Linked DNA regions of Homo sapiens: regions 1 and 2 are each linked to region 3. The links are chromatin contacts, found by Hi-C or POLR2A ChIA-PET in ENCODE. All regions are on one chromosome and are shown on one strand. Each heading gives the region's core, a stretch centred on a gene start or an enhancer-like site at or near the end of the contact. The rest is flanking DNA. Distances are from core to core; before and after follow the strand shown. Region 1 overlaps FBLN7 (fibulin 7). Region 2 holds the start of CHCHD5 (coiled-coil-helix-coiled-coil-helix domain containing 5). Region 3 holds the start of RGPD8 (RANBP2 like and GRIP domain containing 8).

Region 1 (3,993 bases), core at 975-3,474, 250 kb after region 3:
TTTGAAAACTGAAAAATAAAGGGAGGAAAGCCAAGAATCAATCCTACTTTTCTTATACAAACCAAATCTCAGGGTAACCAAATAACTGATGAGAGTGTGTTTCTCTTTATAAAGTATGTCAGCTAATAAACAAAGAAAAAATCAATAGCACTAGAATATTAATTGCAATCCCTACAGAAGTAATGGATCTGTGCAATCTGCGGGGGCTAACATCAGAAAAGAGAGGCAACCAGATATTTTGCTCCTCCTACTGGAAGCATCTGTCACCACCAATAAAGTAGTCTTGCCTAAATAAATCTAACTTGAATCTGACTAACTCTCTAGATTTATAAGAAATAGAGAAGACAGAGATGCACTCAGAAAAACTCATACTGTGAAAAATTCTACAATATAAATGACCCTATATTTTGTCTTCCAACAAACCTTCAGATTATTCCAATATATGCTGAAGTGTGAGACCCACTGCTACAGATTAAAAAAAGGCTTAAAATGCATATCAATAAATCACAGTGCATAGACCTACTGCAAGTAAACAAAAAAATATAAGCCACTCAGAGAAATGTCAACGATGGCTGAATATTTAAAGGTATTAAGGAATTAATGTTTTAGATGTGAATGGCATTTTGGTTATCCTTTTTTTAAAAGTTGTCTTTTAGAGATACATTCTAAAATATTTATAGATGAAATGATAGGATTGGGAATCATCATGAGGTGGGGTGATAGCAGATGAAACAAGTTGGCCATGTGTTCATTGTTGAAGCTACTGATTCAGACATGGGGTTCATTATACTATTCTTTCTACTTTTGCATATGTTTGCAACTTTGCATGATAAAAAGTCTTAAAGCCCCTCCCTCAAATAATATGAAACTATATTACCTGGAAAGGGGTGCAAATGAATTCTGGTTAACCAGTAGTTACTCTTAGTACAGAGTGGAGCTCTGAAAGGACAAAAGAAAAGTTGATTCCATAGAGGAGAGTGAGGAGAGAGCATATAGAGAACAAGACACTCCACAGGGAGAAGTGCCCAGCCATTATCCACAAAAGACCCATCATCCACATCATCCACAAGAAGTGCCCAGCCATCATTGTCCACAGCCATCATCCACATCCTAAGCAGTCAGCCATTTGTACTTTGGTGCTGTGGGCACCGGGGCTGGGTGCGTGATTTCATCAGTGGGAAGCAGGTTTGATGACGGCAGATCTTGGTGATGGAAATTGTTGCTTTAAACTGGGCTGTTTGGCATCAAAGCCCTATCATATACCAGTTTAGAGGGCACCTGCTCTGGAGACTCCCCAAACACTCCCCACCTTCTGGCATGTGAGAGGCTTGTCCCCCTGAACACATCATATCTCAATATATCCCACATATATCCCACATCATATGTCATCATATCTCACATATGATGTGTGTGATGTGTGGGCTGTCCCTAGCCCACAGCTGTGACATCTCCCATTCAGGAACCTGGCCAGGCCCTTAGACTCTTCCGCCTGGTGTTGTGCACATGGGACTGGGTGGTGTGCAGGCTTCTGGCCCAGCATAGCTACATTTAGAAACATAAGGCTGTGGATAATGTTTTAATGAAGTCTTGTAACTTTAGTTTGCATGTCCTTTTTCTGTTGTTAGAGATCGCAGCTGAGCCCATGGGAGAAGAAACATTTCAAAAGCAACTCTTGACTGTGTCTCAACCTTTGTCCAAACAACAGTACAAGAATAAACCATCTTAGAAACCATCTTGATGTAGGGCTTGATCATTGAACTAGTGACACACTTCTGGCTCCATCTCATACCAGGGCAAATACAAAGATTTAAATAAAATATGTGTGAGGAAATCTCACCAGCAGCTTGACATGTAATTAGATAATGAAACTTTCTTACAGCTTCGCTACCTCTTAAGTTTTAGCTTGAATGATCTTCCCCACCCTACCCCATACCCCATCCTACCACACCCCACTCAGCTCTGGCCAGTGTTTTCTCTCTTTGATCACCTGGAGGGCGTCACCCTGTAGTGAATTCATCAGAAACAAAAGGCCATGGAATCTATGACAACTCAAGCATTTTCCTAAACTCTCCACGGCCAGGTATTGTCCTTACCAATCTCCCATGTGGTCAAAACAAATTTATAATGTGGAACAGTCCCAAACATCACCTCTGTGTTCTCTGACTCATTTATTCCAGTGTATCCAACCCAGACAGGAAGAGAGTCAGCCACCCCCTCCTAGAAGGAAGTGGGCTGTCTCATGCTCAGGTAGAAGTCAGGCGGGCAGGAAGGAGCAATCACTTTTATTTTTTCAGTTATATTACCAGGTTATGTATTTGAGATATGATTTCTCAAAAGGGAAGTAACTCAGGCAGAATCCATGCTTTTAACAATGGGTCCTTGGTCTAGAAGGATCTGCGTGGGGTTTAAGGCCCTCCTGTGACTCTCTGATGAGAAGGCAGGCAGGCAGGCATGTCACAGAGGAAAAGGCAGATAAGAACAACGTGCTGGGTCATGGGAGGAGACTCCACTTCCTATGCCACATGCGCAGAGGCATGACTAGGGCCCCCCGCACGACTAGAACCGTTTCATTCATAGCAAGCCTGGCTACAAAAAGGCAGAAGGGCTGATAGTCACCTGACACACATTGCCACCTTTTCTCTCCCCAGCTAGTTCAAACTCACAAGGCCATTTGCACAGCATTTTGGAAAGCCACCCATCCCCTGGATGAAAAAGTTTTAAGAAAGTTAGTGCATAATCTAAGGGAAGGGCCTCAAAGCAGAAAAAAAAAAAGAGTGATGGCAGCAGTTGAGTTTTGTGGCTGCTCTTCCGTGCTATTCCATGGGGCGCCGTGCAACGCTGCCCTAGAAGCCTGGGTGCACTGGTGAGAGGGCGGGAACAGGCGGGAGGCTCCACGCAGTCGGTGCCCGAAGCTGAGCCTTCGGGGAAGAGAAATGAGGTCAGCTCTCCACACCCCAGTGCCCCTGTGTACCCTCAGAAGTCATAGGGGGATACAAAGATGGTGACCTTGGACACGTGGTTGGCCTGGAAGGAGCGGTCCAGGTATTCCGACATGTCGACGTCCACCTCCAGCGTCTGAGGCCCCTCCAGGTTCTGCACAAGGATCAGATCCCCAGTCTGCCGGTCTGAACGCTGCATCACAAAGTGGCCGCGGCTGTTCCCACCCACGATCCCAAACCGCAGGCTGTTGGGCCCAGCTCGGCCGGGGGCAGAGGCTGTGGCCATGCGGAAGAGCGTGATGGGCGTCTTCAGGTTGGAAGGCAGAGAGAGGTAATGGAAGGAGATGGTCTTGGGCAGATGGCGGCAGGGCCTGCTGTCCATGGGGCAGGGGTTCCGCTCACACTGGCTGGAGCGGAGAGGCAAAATGGAGGCAGTCAGCCTTGGGGAGTCTCATGAAGAGCTGCTCTGACCCGGCTGCCCACCTGCCCTCTTGCAGAGGCCACCTAGATGACCTTTCCCAGCCACGGGTCCTTCACCCAGGAGCTATGGAGCTGTGGACGAGTGAATGTAGCTGGTGTCAGGCATGGCAAAGGAAGGGCTGCTGCTTCTGTTCCTGCTCAAGGGTGCTCCCTGCCCACCTGTGTACGTGTGTATGTGTGTGCACATACATTTATTTATGCTATTACTATCATTTTTACAGAAAAATATAGCCTGGGAATATTAAATAACAATGGCAATGCTGATATTCAAACCAGGTGCCCTTTCTCCATGTGCTGCGACCTCGCCCAGTAATGGCAGGACCTCAGCAGTTAGCCAGCAACATCCTGTAATGCAGTGCTTCCCACACGGTGTACGGTGAACTTCCTAAACACAGCAGCATGTATTTTATTTATTTATTTTTAGACAGAGTCTCACTCTGTCGCCCAGGCTGGAGTGCAATGGCATGATCTAGGCTCTCTGCAACCTCCACCTCCCAGGCTCAAGTGATTCTCCTGTCTCAGCCTCCTGGGTAGCTGGGATTACAGGTGCCCACCACCACGCCCAGCTAATTTT
Region 2 (4,458 bases), core at 770-3,269, 150 kb before region 3:
GGCAAGAAAAGAGGGAGGAAGGGAGACCAGGGAGAAGGCTGGGGCAGGTATCCTGGAGGTGGAGGGTGAGGGTGGTGGTGGATTAAAGCAGGGGCTATATGGGGCAAGAAGTGATGATGTTCTGGATTCTGGATGCATGGCAAAGGCCTGTGTGGTGATGGGGTGGGGCTGAGGATGACTCCAAAGTCTTTACCCTGAACAACCAGAAGGATGAAGGGGATGTTATGGAGAAAAGAGATGAACTGAGGTGAGCCCCTCTTACCTCCACAGTTGCAGGTGAGCGTGGCGGCTGCACCTGCTCAGCGCACTGCAGGAAGCGGCGCATATGCTCTGCACAGTTGCCCACAGCTGCCTCGTTCTGTCGAAGACACTCCTCGAAGGCCTCAAAAGGCTGAGCACAGGCCTGGCGGATCTGGCGGATGATTGGGCTGTGGGGGTAGGGCAGTTCAGCCCCTGGGAGATTCCCACCCCACTGCCCACCCCCCACACTGTCTCATACTTGCCCGCACTCACTGGGAGGATGTGCACTGGGCAATGCTCATCTTAAGGTAGTGACAGTCCCGCTGCCAGGATTCCGGCTTGGCCGCCACACACTGGCCATACTGCTCCAGCTCCCGGCCACAGTAGCGAGCGGTGACCTCTAGGGCCGCCTGCCTGTGGGACAGGATGGGCTGAGGATCATTCCAGGCAGTAGGCAAGCAAGGGAATTCTTTTTTTTTTTTTTATTTTTTAGAGACAGGGTCTCACTGTGGCCCAGGCTGGAGTGCAGTGGCACGATCATAGCTCACTGTAGCCACCAACTCCTGGATTCAAGTGATCTTCCTGCCCCAACCTCCTAAGTAGCTGGGACCACAGGCATGAGCCACCATGCCCAGCTAATTTTTTATGTTTTGTAGAGACAGGGTCTTGCTATGTTGCCGAGGCTGGTATTGAACCCCTGGGCTCAAGCGATCCCCCTGCTTAGACCTCCCAAAGTGCTAGGATTACAGGCATAAGCTATGGTGCTCCGCAAAGAAAGGGAGTTCTGGTCTGGGTCTGAAGTAGGACTAGGAGTTCAGGGCAGATGTGGGAATCTGAAGGATCCTGAGATGGTGCCAAAGAAGTGGAGAGGTGAGGCCCAGCCCTGGGGCTTGTAAAGCAGGAGGGGAGCTTCTGGGGAGAGAGTGGAGGTTCTAAAACAAAGTCTGATTAATGTAAGGTAGGCCTTCAGGGTCCTAGAAGACAGGCCTTGAAATCCAGGCATCCCCCAGTAGGCCTGGGGATCATGCACAGAAGACTTGGGGCCTTAGAAGAAAGATCTAGAATTCCAGGGAGAGCTTGAGAGCCCTTAATGGGTTTGGGGGTTCTAAAAGTGAGGTTTAGAGCTCCAAGAGGTGGGGTCTCAGGTCCTGGGGAAGAGTGTCTTAGCCAAAGAGTCTTCAAGATGAAACCTAAGGCCCTGGTGCGGGACTCAAGGTCCCAGGGGCGTGAAGTCTGGAAGCCCTGGATGAGGTTGGTGCTCTGGGAATCCTGGGCAAGGTCAGAGTGGTCTAGGAACAAGTCTGTGGACCCTATAGGTGAGGACTGGGGTCCCAGGCAGATCTGGAAGGTTCAAAAGGTAAAGTTTGGTGATCAAGGGGGAGGAACCTGGAGCTCTGAGGATGGGTGTAGGAGTCATAGAGGTCCCTAAATAAGTCTGTAGTCTTAGGATTTCAGTGTGAAGGCCGGACCTGGGGTACTGGGGGCAGAGATTGGGTGAAGAGTGACTGGACCGAAGTCCTAAGCAGCGCGAGAGGGGGCGAGGCCTAAACGCTTAGAGGGCGGGGCTTGGGCATGCGGAGGGTTGGAGCTCGTGAGCGAAGGCGCTGAATCCTGAGGGTCAGATCTCCAAGAAGGAGGGAGGCTGGTCCTAGTTCCCGAGGTCCTAGACTAGGTCTAGATCACTGGGTAAAAGAAGGGGAGCGGCAGCACGTATGGGGTAGGCGCTCTCACTACTCACATCTCGAGACCTTTGCCGGCGTAGGGCTGTCCGGGGGGAACGACCCGCCTTTTCCGGTATCGGTTGTCATGGCGGCGCCCAGCCCAGCCTGGTTTTTTCCGGTAGCCAATTGAACTAACAACCCCGTTCCCTTTAGGACTAATCTGTCACGGCGGCGCCCTACCTCTTCTTCCGGCCCGGCTCGTCATGGCGGCGCCCTGAGTAGCCACTTCCGCCCTCTTCTGGCTAAATTGCTTCATCCCTATTTCCGGCTTGCCATGGCAGCGCTCGGGGTTTAACGGAAGTAAGCAATGGAAAGTATGGTGGTGCCTCGGGTCCAAAGAGAATGCGCCGCTGAGTTGCGCGGCACCTGACGGGATTGAGCCTCAGACACAAGCGCTCCAAATCTCCGACTGTAGCTGGTGGGAAGCGCCTGCTGTTGCTGCAGCGTCTCAACATGTTGTTCCCATTTTCGTTGGGTGCTGTAGCGGTAGGCTGTTGGGCTCAGGGATAGGGGGCCTGATTCCTAACGCCGCGCTGCCACCATCGGCCTTGCGCAGACGCTGATAATCCCCCTGGCACCCAGGTTCATGCGAGCGCTTGGAACAGGAGGGAAGAGGGAGTCAAACCAAGAGCCGAACTAATTCGGCTTGGGCCTGCCATTTACCCAGCCTGGGACCCAGACGTTTCCCCATCCCTTAGCGTACGCCAGGACAGACATGGCGTTTAATCCTGACTCCATGAGACTATCAAGCTAGTTACTTCCTCTCTTTGTAATTAATTCCTCCTAATGTAGCAACATTTCCCCCTTCCTTCTCATCTGTCTTAAAAGTGTGAGGTTAGACCTGGGCGTGAGTTTCCCCACATAAGAGACTGGATATCCCCTGGTCAGAGAACTGAGCATCAGTCCTGCCGTTTCGTTTGCAGATCTTTCAAGACTCTAGTCAAAATGAGCAGAACATTTTGCAGTTAATCATAGAGTTGAAGATGAACGAGAAGATGAACGAGAGCTACTTGATTGTGAACTAGTAACGACCACTTGGAGTCGCAGTGTGTCTGTAAAATGATGATGACAGTGACATCATAGAGGACATAGTGCAAGTGAACAGTTTGATACTGAGCTTGGAGCCTCAGTAGTTCTGGATAAGTGAGAGCTGTACGGGAGGTTGTAACCATGAGCTACCCTGGTTGGCAGTTGACATCCGAGGACCAGCACTGGTCATCGCACAGAAAGAAAACTTTACACCTTGAGATCCCTCCATTCTTCTTAAACTTCCAAGTGTATGTTTGATGGGAGAAGAGGGGAAGGGATCAACATTTAAAGGCTCTGGAAGGAGTCAGATAACTGTTTTTGGCTTCAAATGTAGAATGAATCCCTAGATTTTCCTCTACTGAGAGAATGAAATCTTAACCCATTCCGTTCCCTTGTTGGTACTCAGAAACGGATACCCCAAAGATGCATTTTGACATGCTGAAAGGCCTTAGAAGCTGCCTTAGAAGATCTGTCTAACCTTGTCTTGTTGGTGTGTGGAAGTGGGAATGCCCACAGGTGCACAGGGAGGGAGTTTCTGAAATTATCTGACCGAGAAAGCAAAAAAAAAAAATCAATTGTCTTAAACCCGGTTTCTAGGGATCTCATTAAAGAACTAGGAAAAATTAACCACCTGTTAACAGAAAAACCAAACTGAAATGTTTTAAAGAGATTTATTTTGAGCCAATATGAGTGACCATGGCCTGGGGAACACAGGCTCAAGAGGTCCTGAGAAAGTGTGCCTGAGACAGTAGAATTACAGTTTGGTTTTGTACATTTTAGGTGGACAGGAGTTACAGACAAAGACATAAATCAGTACATGGAAGGTACAGATTGTGTTCAGCTGGGTGCAGTGGCTCACGCCTGTAATCCCAGCACTTTGGGAGGTCGAGGTGGGCGAATCGCTTGAGGTCAGGAGTTCGAGACCAGCCTGGCTAACATGGTGAAACCGTGTCTCTACAAAAAATACAAAAAATTAGCCAGGGATGGTGGCAGGCACCTGTAGTCCTGGAGCTACTCAGGAGGTTGAGGCACGAGAATTGCTGCGGAGGTTGTAGTGAGCCGAGACCACACCACTGCACTCCAGCCTGGGTGACAGAGCATGACTCTGTCTCAAAAAAAAAAAAAAAATTCTACGGTATTTTTATAATACATTTTGTAGTACCACTTATAACCACTTGGGTGCGTGGGTTGCCCATTAAATCAAACAGTTTACAGTTCACCCTTGAACAACATGGATTTAAACTGTACTGGTCCACTTATACTCAGATTTTCTTCTGCCGCTGTCACTCTGAGACAGCAAGACCAACCCCCCTTCCTCTCCTCAGCCTACTCAATGTGAAAAGGACAAGGATGAAGGCCTTTATGATGATCCACTTCCACTTAATGAATAGTATATTTTATCTTCCTTACGATTTCCTTAATAACAGTTTCTTCTCTCTACTTTACTATTGCAAGAATACAGTATATA
Region 3 (4,379 bases), core at 1,431-3,930:
ATGGCTCCAGCAAGTGGGATTTGATAGCCCAGGAGCAGAGTGGGGTCCTCGGATGGAACATCACTAAGAACAAACAGCAGGGGTGGGGGGTTCTGGCTGAAGGGAGGCAGGGTCATTCGTCATCACCTGGGTGCCCGAGGACGAGCAGGCTGCCCTGACGAGGATGATCAGATACGGGGCGGGGCAGTTCTGGCTGAAGTCACTTAGCAGTGTTCTTGCTAAAACCGGATTTTGCAAGGAAGTGTGCAGGTGGCCTAGAAGGTTCAAGGGCCTGATAGAGTTTGGCCAAGCAAAGAATCTCGTCACTGAGAATTAGAATCAAGGGCAGGTGGCTAAATAGTGCCTTGTAGATTCTCTCCAGCTTTTGCGGCCCCTCCCTCCACATCCTGCTCTGGGTAGCCCCTATCCTGCAGCCATGACCCAGATTCCTGAAGAGGGGATGACTACACAGGGGCCTGGATGCTGGGTGGCGGCCTCAGGGGCGGGAGGCACCGGGAGAGGCCTGGCCGGAGAGCCCCAGGGACCCAGGTCAGGTCAGGACCCAGTGTGTAGCGGAGCTTGGGCTCATGAGGTCAGAGCTGGAGCCACTGCACATCGTCTCCCAGGGCCGGGGCTCCCAGAGGACATGCAGTGTCTGCAGTTTTCTGGGGTGCCCCCGTCCTCCGCGTGGCACTCTGCGTGTTGGGGGGCCTATTGCGAGCTGCTCATCCTGGCTTCTTGGGAGCAGCGTGGCCTGAGCAAGGGAGGCTGCCCAGGACCGGCGCCTGTGGGGCGGGGCTGGTCACAGGGTCTTGGTCCCCGAGGGCTGATTCCTGCTGAATGCTTCAATGGCCAAGGGTGGATCCCTCTCCTTCCAGCCTGAGGCTGTTTCAGGAAGAAACAGTCAGGCCCCGGCAGGTTTCCCTGCCCAAGGGGAGAGTCTGAGGAGGGGCCGACTCGGCAGGTGGAGCAGGGGGCCACTTTCATCGAGTTTGTGTTCAGAACTCACTCCAGGGTCCTTTTCTTTTGGGGCCAGGCAGGCAGCACCGTGTGGGACATTATTAGCAAGGAGAGGAGGGGCCCGGGAGAGCTCACAGGGCGTTTTGGGAGCTCCGTAGACAGGCAGGTCCTGAGGACTTTTGGAAAGGATAGAACAAGGTCCCGGGCAGCTTTGTGGTGGTCGAGAGCGAGGGAGGAGGTGGCCTCCCTGAGCGTGGATGGCTGGATGCAGGCCCCAGACCCAGGGGCAGAGGCCGAGAAGGGAAGGCGGGGGCCCAGGGACCACACTTGGCAGGGTGGAGGGGGCAGGGGGAGCCACTTGCTGGGGAAACTTCACCGGATGATCTGGGCTGAGGACGCGCGAGTGTGGAAGAAACGGCGCCTCCCCCGTGCCAGATGCTGCCCACCACCGGCACAGGGCCAGAGTTGGGGTCAGCAGGGCAGCCGTGTGCCCCCAGTGGGAGCTTGGAGGTCACGGAGGAAATGCGAGACCAGATGCAGGCAGGGGAGTCCTCCGGAGCCTGCAGGAGGGGGCCGCTGGCTCAGGGGCACCGGGAGACCCCCACATGGACAGGGTGGAAAGGGCTTTCTTCAAAGCCAGGATCTTGTCCCCATCACAGCGTCCCGCTACGCATTGGGAGCGCTTGCTGCCAGGAGGCTCCCCAGTCCCGCAGCAGCCCCTCAGCGGCTGCCCTCCAAGGAAGGGGCGCACAGACACTCCAGGGCTCCACAGCGCGCGGGCCAGGGGCCCCATCTACCCCCGGGGCAGCGGGACTGGGCGTGAGCCCGGCCTGGGACACAGCCCCTGCGACTGCACCATTGTTAGGGGCCTTCTCGGAGCTGGCAGACCTAGAACCAGGCCTAGGGGGTGGGGGTGTGCCTGGATGTGTGTTGCGGGGGTCTGAACCCTTAGTTAGGACCGGGGGCCCTCCTTTCCACTTCGTGCAGTCCCTGGGGTCTGGGGCATCCTAGCCATGCGTGGGGCCTCCCTGCTGGGATTGGAGACCCCCTGACAGCTGGGGCTGGTCCCAGCATTTTCGCTCTTCCCCCAGAAGGACTCAGATGCAGGGTCTTCTCTGCTCCCCGTCACACAGAGGGTGGCACCCCCGATGGGAACTCTCATTTATCACCAAACCAGAAGATAATGGAGAAACTGACAGAGAAGGGCTGCAAGCAGCTACCGCAGGGCGGTGTGTGGATGCAGATGGGATGGGCAGATGGAGGCGGGGGCCAGCATCGCTGCCTTCTTGCCCCTCCCAGAGGACCCCAGGTCCCCAGCTCGGGCGCCCCACCAGACTGGTAACACCTGCGTCTGCTGTTTGGCACCGGGGGATGAATCACTTGCTTTTCTTTCAACAGTGTTCTGTAGTTTCCAGTCTACAAGTCTTACACTTTTGGGTTAAATTTATTCATAATTATTTTATTATTTTTGATAATATTATAAATGGAATTGTTTACTTAATTTTACTTGAATTGTTCCTTGCTGGTGTATAAGTAGACATCTCATTTTTTTTAGTTGACCTCGTATGGTACAATCTCTTTGAACTCATTTATTATCACTGATGGTTTGTCTTTTTTTTTTTTTTTTTGAGCTTTCATTAAGGTTTTCTATAGATAAGATCATGTCAAGACACCCTCAGACCACAGGGCGGCGCCACCAGCCCGGCCGAGTGCAGCTGGAGCGCCGACGTCCCCGAGGATACACAGTGCTGAGGCAGAACGCAGGTTCGTCACAGTGGGCCTCCGTGGGCGGCGCCGCACGCTCGTCACAGTGGGCCTCCGCCGGCTACGCCGCTGCTTCAGTGGCTTGCAGGCACTTTCCTCTTGGAAGTGGCGACTGCTGCGGGGCTGAGCGGTGCTCGCACGCGTCTCGGGAGCCAGGTTGGCGGCGCGATGAGGCGCAGCAAGGCCGATGTGGAGCGGTACGTCGCCTCGGTGCTGGGTCTCACCCCGTCGCCTCGACAGGTGAGTGGGTCTGGAAGAGAGCGGCGGCCTCGACCCGGCCGGGCGGCGGCGGCCTCGACCCGGCCCGGCGGCGGCCTCGATGGGTCAGGGGTCATGGCTCCCGACGGGCGCTGCTCCCTGGCGCGCTCTGTTGAGGCGGCGGCCTCCACCCGGCCCGGCGGCGGCCTCGATGGGTCAGGGGTCATGGCTCCCGACGGGCGCTGCTCCCTGGCGCGCTCTGTTGAGGCGGCGGCCTCGACCCGGCCCGGCGGCGGCCTCGATGGGTCAGGGGTCATGGCTCCCGAGGGCGCTGCTCCCTGGCGCGCTCTGTTGAGGCGGCGGCCTCGACCCGGCCCGGGGGCGGCCTCGATGGGTCAGGGGTCATGGCTCCCGAGGGCGCTGCTCCCTGGCGCGCTCTGTTGAGGCGGCGGCCTCGACCCGGCCCGGCGGCGGCCTCGATGGGTCAGGGGTCATGGCTCCCGAGGGCGCTGCTCCCTGGCGCGCTCTGTTGAGGCGGAGGCCGGCTAGCGCAGTCCTGTGGGCGGCGTGGCGCTTGCAAGCGCAGGAAGAGTCCTGGGGGGACCGCGGCGGGCGGGAGACCTTTGGCGCCGGCTCTTCCTCTTTCTCCCGGTTTGTTCCCGACGGTGCTCGCTCGTGGGCTCGCCCTGGCCCGGGCTTTCTGGCCCCGTAGTACCCGCGCGGCCTAGTTCTCGGGGGCTTGGGCACCCGGGTGCTGTATCGGCGGGTTTCTTCCCATGTCCTGGACATTTACTTTATATGCCGCGGCGGAGGTCGTACCTCCTTGGCCTGGAGGAACCCAGTGGGGACTGACGCAGCTCCGGGTGAGCTTTGGCGGCTGCGTCGAGTGACAAGGTAGGCATCTCAGCGTGGACATTTGCAATGGCCCGATGGCACAAATGACACGGAAAGTCCCCTTGTTTTGAGTATGAGGTGTTTGTCGCTGTCCCTTTGTAAGGGTCCAGCTCCACTCCACTCCTCATACTCACCTCCCTCGCCCCCCTCCCCGCCCGGAACACTTTGGTAGCTGCCTTTGCTTAAAAAAAAAAAATTCTAAAGTTCTTACAAATCGTTAGTATGGCTTACAATTTTTAACCTTTTCCACAAGTGTTTTTAGGGTATTTTTCCTCTTTACAGGTAAATAATGTGATCTATTTTGGATTCAATAAGACTTTAGTCATTGGATCTAAAGAGTGACGGAAGAAGCTATTAAAGGTGGATGTGCGCAGAATCTTGAGTCAGTTTGCTTTGGCTTGAATAATCACAGCACTGTCGTTTATAAGCTGGGTATTTGGGGCCACTTACACTTTTCATCCATAGATGGAGTTGTAACATTGATAGAATTTGATAGGATGATCCATTTTAAACATTTAGGTTATTGCTTGACACATAGCACTAAATGTTAGCTACAAGTCACTTTTTATTGTTGATGTTAAAAG

Evidence for each region. Hi-C counts contacts between places; a loop is a spot of excess contacts on that map. ChIA-PET counts read pairs that join two places held with the same protein, here RNA polymerase II (POLR2A). Pooled maps may share reads with other maps.
Region 1: a loop to region 3 is called in a map of CD4-positive, alpha-beta memory T cell, with 5 times the contacts of the local background. The contact joins the enhancer-like site here to the promoter of RGPD8 in region 3. A Hi-C loop is called at or near these places in 1 of 168 maps with a recorded cell type or tissue (CD4-positive, alpha-beta memory T cell) and 6 of 50 pooled maps. POLR2A ChIA-PET finds 5 or more read pairs at or near these places in 1 of 52 experiments (A673).
Region 2: a map of dorsolateral prefrontal cortex shows a loop between it and region 3 (7-fold over the local background). The contact joins the promoter of CHCHD5 here to the promoter of RGPD8 in region 3. A Hi-C loop is called at or near these places in 1 of 168 maps with a recorded cell type or tissue (dorsolateral prefrontal cortex) and 12 of 50 pooled maps. POLR2A ChIA-PET finds 5 or more read pairs at or near these places in 3 of 52 experiments (PC-3, WTC11 and naive thymus-derived CD4-positive, alpha-beta T cell).

The regions. Positions count from the first base shown.
Region 1 is chr2:112,186,487-112,190,479 of GRCh38, reverse strand. It overlaps FBLN7 (fibulin 7), which reads right to left. Exons shown (of 8, transcript NM_153214.3): 8 at 2,262-3,346. The coding sequence ends at 2,974. Among named protein-coding and RNA genes, the nearest start is that of FBLN7, 50 kb to the right of the region's middle. Within about 2 kb of position 2,224, at least 6 of the 41 ENCODE cell types and tissues checked have a DNase peak (open chromatin) inside an H3K27ac peak, as active enhancers do.
Region 2 is chr2:112,582,170-112,586,627 of GRCh38, reverse strand. It overlaps CHCHD5 (coiled-coil-helix-coiled-coil-helix domain containing 5), which reads right to left and starts at 2,019. Exons shown (of 4, transcript NM_032309.4): 1 at 1,979-2,019; 2 at 514-654; 3 at 263-428. The coding sequence starts at 1,980. It overlaps LOC101927330 (a long non-coding RNA gene), which reads left to right and starts at 1,356. Exons shown (of 2, transcript XR_923204.3): 1 at 1,356-1,491; 2 at 2,115-3,641. RefSeq lists enhancers at 2,126-2,295, 1,593-2,344, 1,611-2,810 and a silencer at 4,042-4,336.
Region 3 is chr2:112,431,946-112,436,324 of GRCh38, reverse strand. RGPD8 (RANBP2 like and GRIP domain containing 8) reads left to right here and starts at 2,680. Exons shown (of 23, transcript NM_001164463.1): 1 at 2,680-2,943. The coding sequence starts at 2,872. RefSeq lists an enhancer at 1,114-2,092.